2 separate regions of the Homo sapiens genome follow, and region 1 is linked to region 2. The links are chromatin contacts, found by Hi-C in ENCODE. All regions are on one chromosome and are shown on one strand. Each heading gives the region's core, a stretch centred on a gene start or an enhancer-like site at or near the end of the contact. The rest is flanking DNA. Distances are from core to core; before and after follow the strand shown.

Region 1 (7,067 bases), core at 4,118-6,617, 1.9 Mb before region 2:
TTTCAAAATAAATTGGTAAGAGTCCCTTAAATAATATTTAAGGTAATTTAATAATAATAATAAATGCATATTTACACACAAGTAAGATTCAACTGTTTCTGCTACAAATTATTTGGTATGGTAGATGGATCCAGGATTGATCGCTCCTGCATTTAGATAGGAAACCTGGGACTCACAGGAGTTAAGTGATACTCCAAGGTCACACAGAGAAGAACTTCCAGTGACCCAGGAACTAGTGCTAAAATAGGGCATTTGGGGGAAGCCTCCATTTGTTTTCCTGATTAGCCCTGAATGCTCCTTTGCTCTTGGCAATTAAATGAGTAAACAAATATAAAGTACAGCACAGTGCCTGACACATAGTATGTGCTCAGTAAATGTTATCTAGTATTACCAATACTGCTCACATACATTCCTGCTCTGTGAGAGCCTGTGCCCTTGATTGTCTCTGCCCAGCATCTGGCCAAAGAACTGAAGAGGGTATAGCCAAGTGTGGGGACGGCCTCTATGCAGTGAGCCACACTCCCTAGCTGTCTCCCTTTTTTTTTTCTGATGCTTCTGAGGCAAGTTAGGACCAGTTCCTGCCCAGGATCTTTAGACAATTCTGGATAGCTGGCAATCTGAATACTGGGACAGCTTTTCCTGCCCCCTACCCCTGCGACACTTCCAACTCCATTCCTGACCCTAATACCAACCCTGACACCTCTTCTAATTCCAGATCCAGTTCCTACAGACTCTGCTTCTTAGCATCTTTTATACAGATTTGGCTCCTTCATTTCTGTTTCTACCTGGGCCCACATCCTTTCATGCACATATTTCTATCTCCTCTGTGTGGGTAGAAAGCACAAGTATTTCTTTTGTATCCCAGCTCTCCAAATGCACACATCTGAACCATATAGTTTGGGGCTGGTGCTTAACCATTTAGTTCCTAGAGGGAGGCAGCTGGGACTAATAAATGCTACTTAGCTTTCTACCACAGAAGGGGTCTCAAGAGACCTGGGCCAGGTAGGAATCTCTGCTGCTGAGTGGGTGCTAAAGGATCCCTAGACACAGAGGTAAGACCAAAGCACCCCAGTAAAGGATGCCCAGATTGGCCAAAAAGAGAAGGCTGAGGAATTATGGCCTCAGAGAAACACTAAAAATAGTGGAGCTGGGCATGGTGGCTTGTGCCTGTAATCCCAGCTACATAGGAGGCTGAGGCAGGAGGACTGCTTGAGCCCAGGAGTTTAAGACCTAGCCTGGGCAACATAGGGAGACCTCATCTCAAAAAATAATAAAATAAAAATACTGGCTACATGGTCAATTCTTAGGGCTGGTGAAGAAAAGCAGAGTTCAACTCAAAAATCACAATAGTCAGTGTCCCATGTGGGGGACCTGTCAGGTTCCTTGTGGTCACAGGTTTGTATGCACTCAGGAGGACACAGTGACCAGGATATCTTATAAGCATTTAACAAATATTTCATAACAGAATGAAAAGTGACCAGGAAACAACCTACTTGGGCAGTACCAAGGGGTTTGGGGCACAGAAGCAGCACTGTCTGAGCCTCTACTCTCCTGCCCTTCCAACATACTCACCTCAAAGGACGCCCGGGCACACGGCTTCAAGGGTAGGTTGGTCCCAATTCTTCTTACTACACTTCGAGCAGCCCCATGTGGCTTGTTTTGCCAGATTGGGATGGTCTGGAGCAAAGAGACGGAGACAGCTACAACCCCAGAGAATGAATCCAACTACTGTCCTTGTCCTCTCCTCTCTAGGTTTGTGGAGACTGAATTCCACAAACCTAGGGACAGGGCACTCTCTAGGGGCAAGTCAACTCTCAATTATAGTGAGGGCAGGTTCCCCAGTTGCCAGCCTACACCCTGGCCAGCCACCCAAGGGAATACCTGCTGCTGCTAAGGCAGTCAATGTTGGGAGGGTCAGGGAAGGGGAGAGGAAGTAGCTGAGTGTAGAGATTATCCAGGCTTTCCTTCCCGTCCTCTGTACAGAAAGGCAGACATACACTGACTCCTGAAGTGCCCCAGGATCATAGTTGGTTCTTCTTAGGGGGAGGGAGTGAAACGGTGGCCTTGCTCCAATTCCAGGCCTCTGGAGAAAGGAGTGCTCAACTGGAGAGTCTCAGAACCTTTTACAGTACTTCAGCAGGCCCAGCACCCAACCTTCCCCACCATACCCCTGCCCTGGGAATGCCCCTTACCACAGTGGCTTCCATTCCTGACATTTGAACCAGCTCCTGCACTTGAAGGACAAGGCAGCCACTGGGCAGCTCCGGGAGGCGGGAGGCGTGACTCCTTCATATCAGGCCATCTGGAGGAGCACCAGATTTCCCTCTTGTGAAACAACCCCCCACAGTGGGGATTTAATGGTCACCACACAAGCCCCAAAAAACCAGGCCCTGCAGAGCCATGACTTCACAGGGGAGAAAACCAGCCCAAGAGGCTGCCCTCACCCAACACTTAGCTCTAAGTCCAGACTCTTAAAGGTTCTGTTAAAGATCTGCGGCCAGGCGCAGTGGCTCACATCTGTAATCCCAGCACTTTGGGAGGCCGAGGTGGGCGGATCACGAGGTCAGGAGAGCGAGACCATCCTGGCTAACACAGTGAAGCCCTGTCTCTACTAAAAATACAAAAAATTAGCCAGGTGTGGTGGCGGGCACCTGTAGTACCAGCTACTTGGGAGGCTGAGGCAGGAGAATGGCGTGAACCCAGGAGGCAGAGCTTGCAGTGAGCCGAGATCACGCCACTGCACTCCAACCTGGGTGACAGAGCGAGACTCCGTCTCAAAAAAAAAAAAAAAAAAAAAAGATTTGCCTAGTGAGCTTGGCCAACCCAAGAGCCTTCCTGGGCTCTCAGGTTTCTTGAGGCAAAACTTCTAAAGATGCAAATAGAATCCTTGGTAGCTACAAAGCTCATCTAGCCAAATTATAAGTACTATCCAAGCCCAGGATTCATTCTTGAAGATGAGATGTAAAAGCACTGCTGGGCCCTTGCAAAGGGAGAGATCAGAGAAAATAGGAGAACGAACACCAGCTCATGCCAATCTCAGTCTCATGAGCTACAGAGAAAAAGAGCCAAAAAAGTTTATCCTGGCTCAGCCACCTTCTGGCTTTGTAGCTACAGGCAAGTTATTTAACTTTTCTGAATGTTGGTTTTTCCATCTGGAAAAAGGAGACAGGAAAAGCTGCCACTGGAGGCTACCTTAAGGGTCAATGAGTGAAATGGGGTTGAGTGCTTAATGAACTGTTAAAACATGACACAGATGGGTGAGGTGACATCTGACTGCTCTTCACAGCAGTCCTTGCATGGTGAGCAGATGCAATCAGTGTGCTCGTTCATTCACTTGTTCATCAAACACCAACAGTACCCACTTGTGCCAGGCCTTGTGCTGGGCACCGTAGGGGCTATGGAAGGAGTAAGACACAGTCATGCTCTCAAGGAACTCGCTGTCCAGCAGAGTGATAGGACATGAATACATACTTCTAGCAAAGGCTGAGTAGCATTAGGCAGGTGGCCAGATGAGGTCAGAGCTCTGGCCCTAGTGCCCTGTAGTAAGTTGCGAGGGAGTAGGAAATGAAGACAAAACAGCAAGAGCACAGGTCCAGCACAAGAAGGTGAAGGACATGGAAAGAGGAGCAGAGCATGATAAAGCTACAAAAGTAGGGGGCAAGTCATGAGGTCCGGGTCACTGGGGAGCCCTGGACAGGCTCTGAATGGGAGATAGACTAGACTGACAAAGCAGCTCTTTCTGGAGACCTCCTGTGGAGGGTCCCCTCTTCTACCCTTGGGAGACGAGGTGTCATTCACTTCACGATACACATGGGGAAAGGAAGTTGGACAGGGGAAGGCACTTGTCTAAGGTCACTCAGTGGTCATGCCAGTGCAAAGCACCCAAAGCCTGGTCCAGGTCCTGCCACCTCCTGCGTGGGCTCCATCTTCTCGGCTCAGTTCAAGCCTTTATTATCAGAGTCCCTCTGTGTGCCAGGCTCTGTGCTGAATGTCCGTGTCGGCCACAAATTGCACTAACGGTGCTTACTGCCACTTCCTCTCCGACCTTACCTCCAAAGACCCAGCCGGGCCTAACCCTCACACACAGCCAGAGGAATCCTTCCCAAACACAGTTAATCACATCGCTCATCCGTTTAAAACTGGCTTACTAGAGCCAACACAGGATAAAATCCACAATCAGTCCCAAACCCATCTTTCTCTGCCGTCTCTAGACCACATTCACTGAGCACCAAGGCCTGCACGCTTCGCAGCCAGCCCTCCTGCTCTCCCCCTTGCCCTCCAGCCACACTGGCCCTCAACCCCCAACACTGGGCCCACCTCTGAGCCCTGCATCAAACACCAGCACCCCCTTCGCCGAGCTCATTCTTCATCATTCCTCAGAGCTCAGCTTAAGCATCACCTTCCTTCCCTGCGACAGGGTCAGGTCCTTTCCTGTGCGCTCCGCAGCACCCTGCCTGTCCCTCGGAGTCCTCGCGAGAGGAACTAGATAACTGTGATCCCCGCGCACAGCACGGTGTCTGCCTAGGACACAGTGAGCGCTTCAACGCGCTGAACTAAACGAATGAAGGGGAACACCAACTCAGCTGTCACCCCCGCCCCCAAGTGTCACTGGCTAGAAGATCTTCCCCCGGTTCGCCGGCAGCACCGGTGGGTCTTGTCACCTCTGCGCCCCGCAGCCCTCCGGAGGCTGCAGTTGCTGTCTGCTGACAGGCGTCCCCTCAGGAGAACGGGAGCTCCTCCAGCGCAGGGCCCTGCTCAGCACCCCTGGTCCCGGGGGCCCCCACGGAGGCCGCCGCGCTCAGTGAAACTTTGCCGCGCGCAGCAGTGGCCGGAGACCCGCGCGGACCCTCTCCCCGCGGGGACCCGCCAGGGCGAGTCGCCCCTCCCCCGCGGCAGACGACCCGACCTGGGCCAAGGTCGGCCAAGTGCTCGCCGCCTGCCCAGCGGCCCTTGGACCCACAGGACCCGGACCCGAGTGCGCGGAAGCCTCCGAGCCGCGGCCAGGTCTCAGAATGCGCGGCGGGGCAGCCCGGCCCGTCAAGCAGCGAAGCCGAAACTAGAAGCCTGAGGTCTGGCTTGGTCACTGTTTGCTGGGGAACTCCGACGAGCAACTACCCTTCGGGGACTCAGTTTCCCCCGGGCCAAGTGAGACGGACAGCTGCGGCTCCCGCGAGAACTCGCGCGGGAACAGGAGCTGCGGGCTCCGCACAGCGCCCGGCACGTAGACCCAGTCTACTAACGGGCTGGAAGGTCGCGCTCCCGCCTCCGCGCCTCCCTAGAACCTTTCTCACCTCAAGCTCGGGCTCCCGGACTCTCTCACCTCACGGCCCCTCCTTCCACCTTGGGCCGCCCAGCCTCAACCGCCCTCACTTCCGCTGACCCGCCCCCCGGAAGCGATCCTCCGCAGCTGCGCACCGAGGCGCACCTCCGCGCACCCTCAGGAGGCGGGTCCAGCTCGGTGGCGAGGGGAGCGCGGCCCCCGAGTGGGCGAGGCGCTGGCGGCTGTAGGCTCCGATACCGCGGAGCACACTCCCCTCCATCGAGACCGTGCCCCCGCGGGGTCTGTGTCCCCGGGAGGAGTTGGCTGCGTTTGGAGATCCCTCGGCCTGGTATTCGTCGCGTCTCCCTGCTTGTTGCTCTCCACGTTTAGCCCCATCCGACTTCTGGAAGCCCAGGGGTGTGTCGCTCGACCCCTAAAATATGCTCCTACCCCTAGGGCAAACTTCAGAATCCTCACCCTGGCCCCCTTCCCAGTTCTTGGTTCCCAGGCAGGTCCCTTTGCAAAGCCTCTCTCCAGCAAGAATGCGCAGAATGGGCCTCTTTCTCCTCTTGACTCCTGCCCTCCAGCACTTTGCAGCTTTCTTCTATTTTAGCCTCTCTCTCTCTCTCTCACACACACACACACACACACACACACACACACACACACACACGGTATATTCAATGAGTTTGCTTATTAGATGGGTACTTGATGTACAAGACTCCAGAGGCTCTGTGGGAAGAGCCACATTCCTTCCAGGCTCACTAACCCACTCCCTCTTTGTGCTCCAGCCCTCACTGTCTTGGTCTGTGGCATGCAGTTCCTGGGTCACATTTCCTTCTCTGCCTTCAGCACAGCCTCGGGCTGTGCCTGGCTCCCAGGCTGGAGTTCCTTGGTTCCAAAGCCTGCAGTCCCCTCTGCCAGAGACAGAGCTGGTTTCATGGGTGAACAGCCCATGCAGTCACAACGGGCCGCATGCTCAGAATCCTGTACTTGGTTTAGTACTTTGCTGTTGCCGTCTTGAAATGATTTTCTAATAGGGGTTCTTGTGTTTTCATTTTGCACGGGGCTGTGCAAATTATGTGACTGGTCCTGGCTAGAGACCTCAGAGGTCGTCCACCCTGATCTCCACCATATCTCAAACGCTGAAGATTGACTTCCAGGTCTGGCCCTCTTCCCAGGATGGCACATTGTGTTTTAATCATTACCTTTCCCTCCTGTGCGATGGCGGATCATGCAAGTCCACGCTGGCTGTCTGTCCTGGGTGTAGATGCTGATTTGGTGTCCCACTCAGATCCCCTTGCAGGAAGAACGGAGCTCCCTACCTGGGAATTTCCTTCACCTCCCAAGCCAATGACTGATAAAAGGTCCAAAAGGCCAGTTCAGCTCTGCAGTGTGGTTTATGCCCCACAGCTCTTCCACTGTGGGTCAGGCCAAGGCTGGGCTGAGACTGTTCCTGCTCAGCATTTTTCCTTTCCCTCTTCTGCTTCCTTCCTTCTTTTACTGGTTTTTCTGGAAGTACACTCCCCCCCAGCCCCACCAAACAAACAAAACAAACAAACAAAAAAACACTTCATGCCTGTCTCAGGCTCTGCTTTTAAGACAATGATTTTAACTCCCAGATCTCTCTCAACAGAGAGCACCAGATTCTCAAAACAGTAAGTCCTACCACTTGTTCTATCGTAAAACTTATTTTGGGCAAGTCACTCAAGCCTTCGATAGGTAAGATAGTACCTGAAAGCATTCCAGCTCAACTCTGCCCCAAGAGGGAGCCACCCCATGGAAGGACGGAGCTGAGCAACATGCC
Region 2 (6,958 bases), core at 3,937-6,436:
TATTATGTTTCTGTGTATTTGTAACAGCTGTTTCACCCTTGTATTGCATAATGGGGATTTTTCTTGGAATAAAAAGTGAGGCATGTAAATTCATTGAGAACTAACCGTAGTTTGTAAAGAAGTAAAAGGCCTTTGTATCTAGTTTTTTGCAGATCACATTTCTTTGAATGCTGGAAAGTGAAATAAACTGGTCTAGGAGCCAAAAATAAATCTTGGGTTTTTTTAAGATTTTGCTCTTAGATTTGTAACCACCTGGGTACAACTTTTTCCTAATTTGTGTAAGAGGTTTTAGAGATGCACTCTGTCCCTCTTGCTTTACAAATTGCCTACAAGAATGCAACCAAAATACTAGAAACTGAAACTTACACAAAACCTTTCAGGTTTTTTCCTGTGTTGTAGTTCTAGGGAAGAGGATAGTTTATTAGTATTTATTTTAAGCTTAAGGATAGGTTTTGGACCTGGATTCCATCATAGTATAACTGCCATCGAAAAGAAGACAAATTGAAATTACAGCATTTACCTAAGGTTCACAGTATGGCTGACTTCAGCAGCCTTACATGGTAAGTTCTCTGTACCAGCTATTTTTGGTTCTCGCAATTGCATCGACTTGGGAAATTCCTATCACCATTCTCTATATAGGCTAACCAAAACTTTTATCAGTACCTTTCCTAAAGTATGAAGTTAGGTAATCTTCCACTCCCACTTCCATTTACTCATTTTGCTTGAGTCAAACCAAAAATCTAGTGTATTACTAGATTAGTCACTAAAAATCTAGTGTATTCAATATATACACTAGATTCAATATATAGCTTAAAAACTAACAGACACCTAGGCTGAGATTTGTCCAATACATGAAGTTCAATTCTGCAATCCTTGGCATTGTTCACAGAAATTACCCTGGAAACAAAATGAACACCCAAATGCTGGTTCTGCCTTAACTCCAAATTGTTAACTAGTTTGCATGAAAATAATACAGCTTTGCCATGGGACTAGTTGTAGCATTTTAAGGATTACTCAAACTAGTTTTAAGATGCCCTATCATTTGGAATCTGTATCAGAAAGGTGTGGTTGTGATGCTTTTCTTCTGAGGGGTCCCCTTATATACTTTTCATTTGTCAACATACTTAAAACACAAGGGTTCTTGTCAACTTGATAAATTTGCTTATAATTTTTTTTCTATGAACCTAGATCATGGAATTAACTTTCAAAAGCTTTGCGATGTTTTCCATGTGTGGCCTTTTTTTTGCTTTTTAATTAACACTACTGGGAGAGAGAAATCCTAAGTAGTTGCTTAACTGCATAGCTGTCAAATCCTAGTATCTTCTGTATCAGTCAGCAAACTAGTTGCCCCTTTTCAAGCCAACAGTCCTATCACATTTTAGTTGTGACCTTTTTTATATATACGTATATATATATGATCAGAAATGTAGTGGTTCATAGTTCTGGAGTCTGAGAAATCCAAGAGTTTGGAATATTGTGAGTGTATTATGAGCTTCAAGTCAGTGACAAGTAAAACACATTTTTAAAAAGAATATTAAGCAATCAAAACCATTTTTAAAATAAAACCAAGCCAATGGGGAAAAATTTTATTTAATTTTATGCTTCACATTCATATCATGTACATTAAGTACTACATAAACTTGTCTTTAGGCTATCAATATTTAACTTGGGCAGTACTTCATCTTGATTTATTTGGAGAAATACAGCTTAGGCATCTGCTTACCTGCTTAGGCATCAAGAGGTGCCAAATTAGAAAATAGGGCATTAACAATCAAAATTTTTAAGCTGACCCACATACTTGCTACTGGTTTCGCTTATGTTTAAGCATTTAAAGTTGGCAAAACATGTTATCAATGTATTATGCAAGAGTTTACATCTTTTGCATAAGTGGTCCATTGGGTTGCACCTACCCCTTGACCAAACAAAAACAAAACATCACTGGCACCATACTCGAAACTACCTGTATCCTAGGTTATAAGATTGTGAAAGCCAACAATCTATAAGGTTGGAGGGACTCTAGTTAATCTTTGGGCTTAGAGGAGGAAAAAAAGATAGTCCCATACTGCATTTCACATCTCTTAAAAATAGTTTTAGCAGCTTAAACCTTTTTAGTTATAAAACTTATTACACTAGGGTTTACTTTGAAATATAGTTTACAACCAAATCAAGTATAACATACATACACTGGCACTTTAGCACAAGGGCAAACTTTAAAAACAAGTTATTTTGGACCTTTAAAATTAGGCCATATTATAAAAAACAGTCCACGGTCTTACATTCAGCAAATTCATACTAAAATACTCCATTTTTGTAAGATAAAGGCCAAGAAAACTTTACATATGCTACAAGTTTATTACAGATATTTACATGGCTCTTTCTCCCCTAGGTACTTAAAATTTTCACATTATCCAACTCCCCAAAGCAAGCTTTGCAGGAATGATGAGGCCAGAGCACTATTAGAATAGCTTGTGCAGTGCTGTAATACAAAAATGTATTTTGAAAGCTATTGAGTGACCATTAAATACTGTTTCTATAAAAAATGGTTTTGGTGTATTTGTTGACAGACACTTAATCCACTACATTTAATAAACAGGGCCATTGGGGTGTACTATGTCTCATTCTAATGAGCTCCAAATGCCCTTTCCACCCACTGTACAATTCACTAAAATGCAATTATTACGAAAAATTCACATTTTCTTTCAGCAGTGCATCAGGTTAGCATATTACTGGTTTGGGTGTTTCTAATATACTAAACCTTCAGATGTTTACCTAATTCTGAATCCTTGTGTTAGCTAGAAGCTTATAATCCGATTCACCAACTTTCAACAATCTACTGGTCCATGAATGATAAATTACTGTCTTCCCCTAACAATAGAAAAAGCTGATTCCTTTACCACTCCCCAAATCTAAACTTGGTTTCCACTTAAAAGTTACTCAGTTGAGAACACTTAATATCAAGTACAATCATTAGTTTAAGTTGCACTGATACTACCATTATATCACAGTGCACACAACACGAGATGGTCTATTTTTTTTACATTAATTAGTTCTACACAAATAGATTCCCTAGCGAATTTGTTTCAGACCAATTGACAACTATCCGTGAACATAACTAAATTTAAACATTTGTCTTATTTTATACCTGTACTTTAAGTAAGGTTTTAAGTTGAAATGTCATTATTTCCTTATCTGAAGGATTAAAGGAAACAGGGACCCAGTGGCTTGGTGGTTTGGGAAGAACACTTGGTGATGGCGGCTCACTAAATTTGGCACCAGCATAGTTCTGATTAGCTTGAGATTTAAAAAGTAACCTGGGACCTGATAAGCTAGAATTCCAACTTTGATTATTTGGAAAATTTTTGTTCTTCCCCCCATTTTGCATGGCCTGCCAGGCAGCTGCTGATGAGTTATAACCATGTCCTCTTTCTTTTTTCTTATGAACAATCTTCATCTGGGAATTCTGTTCCTTGGTCTTCTGTCTGTTAAGCTGTTGTTGGTTCTTACTAACATTTCTAGATTGAGGGGCTGGAATGTTATACCTCTCTCCACCACCCATCTTCAGCTTCTTTGTCACCTACAAGTGAATGGAAACAAATATTGAGTAAAATTCCATTAAGAAAAGTTCAAAATCTTTAAGAAGCTTCTATGGCTCCAACTTATAACTCCAGATATTTTGGACAAGACTCAATAACAGGCTATTCAGCTGCTTTAAACTCAAAAAAGCAAGCCGTTCAGACTTCAATATATGCACAACCTTTATTGTTATACCTTCCCTAAGAAAAATGAGCTTACCCACAAATCTACATAATCTATTTTAAAATAAAAACAATTGGTTTAGGATGGTTCCATCATAAAATGTTTGCCCATTATGATGATTACCTTTCAGTCTGCTTTTCAGATTGCAGGATCTCCACTACCTGTCCTCTTCCTTGCTGCCAAGCCCAAGATAACAAGTGTTGCTTTCTGACAGATCCCTTCCTTTGTCTCAATACAGAAGTTTTCATGGGCCGATCTGCTGAGTTCAGCCTAGGAGCTGAGGCCAACATCTGAGTCTCCTCAGCACACAAGTTTGAGAGAAGTCCTAGCTAGAAAAGTAAAGATTACTTCATTATTTCAAAAACACGTTGAGAAAGTGATCATTTAGATTTACTACGAAAATCGTTGACTGTAAAGAAGGCTACTTCCTGAACTAAAAGGTAGAAAATTTCTCGTAAGATGGCTTTCTTTGACCTTATAACCACGACCATTTAAAAAAACTCTTCACCCTTGAGATCCAGTCACTCCTGGGGAATTTTTGTAAGTGTCTCCAAGTCCCGCAATAAGTTTTATCTTTATCTTTTTCCTGGGAAAGACCTTCAGATTCTCTCGCGTATAAAATCAAGGAAGTGTTAAATGTTGAGTCATATCAAAAAATTGGCTTCAGGCGGATTTTCTAAAGAGACCGTGTTTTTAAACTCCCACCAGAATTTTCCAATCTTTCCACACATGTCACATCCATTTTCAGTCTCTTGGAACATGTAGACATCACGCAGTGTTTCCTTTGGTTATGAACGCTCTCGCCTCCTCCCCGTCTTAAAATAAGTTCTCACAAGCCCTAACAGTCTAAGCCCATCTTAAATATATAAAAATGTCTCCCTAGAGGGAACAGCTTAACTTTCAAGGTTTGGTTTTAATTTGATGTTCCAAGAAAATAAGTTACCAAATAGTTAAGCCCCCTCCTTTCAAAGGGGTAAGAGAGCTTTCCAAACAGATAAACAACCCTAAATAAATTGCCATTTCCGGACTGTGAGTAATTCCCAACTCGAACCCGGAAAACGCCTCCTCCGACGCCACAAGGGCTTGGCTTCCCAGTGGCCCCATCTCTCCGGAGCCGCAGGGGTCGCGGCGCTGCGACCGCCCGTGACCGCCCGCGCCCGCCCGGGTTACCCGGATCTCGCCTCCGCTCGCCTCCTTCCTCCAACAATGGGGAGCGCGGCCACCAACATGGCCGCGCCCTTAGCGCAGCCGCTACTTACTGACTTCAAGCTCGGAACTAACGCGGCAGCGGCTCCCTCTCGACGTCGAAGCCTCCCTCCCTTTCCAGGGAGAGACGAGGCACGGACCGACAAAGCCCACGAACACCGATGAGCGAGCTGCCGGCCACCCCAGCTTCTACAACCCGACCTTCTCCTTCTGCCTCTACCGACAAAATGGAGTCGGCAGCGACTGCAGAAGCAGGGCCGGGAGGCTCCGCGGCCAATCAAAACACGACAGCGCGGGCCTGGCCAATGAGAAGCGGGCCGCCGCCTGTTGCTGGGGCTGGCCGGGGGCGAAGGCGCGGAGGTGGGGCTGCAGAGGGTTTGAAATCTGCCCGGGGAGGAGGAGCATGCCGGGAGTAACTGCTCGGTCCACCGGTGTCTTAGTCCTTTCTCCGGCGGCCTCTCCGCGCCCCTGGCCCGCCGAGGCCCCGGCCGCTAGCTCTCGGCTCTTCCTACCGCTCGGCTCTCGTGCGCGCGGGCTCGCCGCCCTTGGGACTGCCCTGGGGGAAAAGACTGACCGGCGGGGGACGTTTGGTTCTCGAATTAGGGCCACTGAGTCCTGTAGCCTGTATTGACAGATGGAAGATACTCCGGAAAGCCTCTTGCCAGGGCGCAGCCCCCTCCCGCCTCGGGCCTCGGCTTCTGGGTCGCCTCTCTCCCACACCCACAACTCCGCGTCCGAAGCCGGCGCCTCCCCGCGGTTCCCTCCAGTGCCCCCACCCTCCAGCCCCGCAATTACTCAAAAGTTGCCTCCCTGTGAAGGCGGTTCAGACACACGCGGGCAAGTCAGTCACTTCCTGCTTGGTGGCCCCATTGGTCCTTAAGTTCAATTAGAGCCCTTTACGCGCCGTGTTACCGTTTCCTGTGGCTGCAGCTCTCCCCACCCACACACCCTCGAGGGCCACAACCGGTTAGGTTTTGTTTCTCTGAGCACAGCGCCTTCGCGCGTTGTAAGTGCACAGTAAGTTTGCTGAAAGAATGAGGACTGCTCTCCTCCCCTTTCTGCCCCACTTGTAAGTGAAAAAGGGGAAGAAAGAGAATATTGTTCAGTTGATTATGCCAGCCAGATGCAGGTAAGGGGAAAATGGCAATTTCTTTGGAGTAAATGTATAAGTAACCCAATGTGAATCTTTTAAAAGAGCACTAATTTCAATGAGCGTGAATAATTCTGGGCCAAACGGTACAAAATCAGTCTCATTCACAGTTTGTTCGTGTATACACATATATACCCAAGTTTACGTTACAGAATTTATATTTACCAACTTTTTATAAATCTCATGTAATTCGTTATTTTTGAGACGGAGTCTCCTTCTGTCGCCCAGGCTGGAGTGCAGTGGCACAATCTCGGCTCACTGCAACCTCCGCCTCCTGGGCTCAAGCGATTCTCCTGCCTCAGCCTCCTGAGTAGTTGGGATTACAGGCGCCTGCCACCACACCCTCCTAATTTTTGTATTTTTAGTAGAGACAGGATTTCATCATGTTGGCCAGGCTGGTCTCAAACTCCTAACCTCACGTGATCCGCCCGTCTCAGCCACTCAAAGTGCTGGGATTACAGGCGTGAGCCACCACACCCGGCCTGTATTTCGTTTTTTAATCTTCAATTTTTTGCCACCGTTATCCCCCACTTCCCAATCCAACCCAAATTCCTATATTCTAGCCATTGGATCTTAAGAAAAGTTACTGCATCTTACGGGATGCAGTTTGTTAATCTAATTTGATAAAAGAGGTATTTTTGAGCATAGGGACTTTCTGATGCTAATCATATTCAAATAAGAAGTATGTGGTAAACCAACAGGTGTCTTAGTGAAAGTGTAATCTGTTTTCCAAACATTCAAGAAGTTTGCTTAGACGTCTAGCCAGATAATAGCCAGCTGTATTTAATGAATTTTTAATGGTGTCACTTTAAAAAACAAAAAACAAACAAAAAAACACTTCCGTGG

Evidence for each region. Hi-C counts contacts between places; a loop is a spot of excess contacts on that map. Pooled maps may share reads with other maps.
Region 1: a pooled map shows a loop between it and region 2 (18-fold over the local background). The contact joins the promoter of MTFR1L here to the promoter of PNRC2 in region 2. A Hi-C loop is called at or near these places in 4 of 50 pooled maps.

The regions. Positions count from the first base shown.
Region 1 is chr1:25,818,254-25,825,320 of GRCh38, reverse strand. MTFR1L (mitochondrial fission regulator 1 like) reads right to left here and starts at 5,367. Exons shown (of 7, transcript NM_001099625.2): 1 at 5,292-5,367; 2 at 2,193-2,302; 3 at 1,573-1,677. The coding sequence starts at 2,216. It overlaps LOC646471 (a long non-coding RNA gene), which reads left to right and starts at 1,715. Exons shown (of 1, transcript NR_024498.1): 1 at 1,715-5,367. RefSeq lists enhancers at 4,572-4,661, 5,042-5,181, 6,824-7,067 and silencers at 4,772-4,941, 5,392-5,581.
Region 2 is chr1:23,958,056-23,965,013 of GRCh38, reverse strand. It overlaps PNRC2 (proline rich nuclear receptor coactivator 2), which reads right to left and starts at 5,186. Exons shown (of 3, transcript NM_017761.4): 1 at 5,016-5,186; 2 at 3,880-4,085; 3 at 1,552-3,574. The coding sequence starts at 3,556. The coding sequence ends at 3,137. SRSF10 (serine and arginine rich splicing factor 10) reads left to right here. Exons shown (of 6, transcript NM_054016.4): 6 at 1-667. It overlaps LOC124903877 (a long non-coding RNA gene), which reads left to right and starts at 6,900. Exons shown (of 4, transcript XR_007065541.1): 1 at 6,900-6,912. RefSeq lists enhancers at 4,920-5,189, 6,090-6,149, 6,328-6,956 and silencers at 5,390-5,499, 5,910-6,009.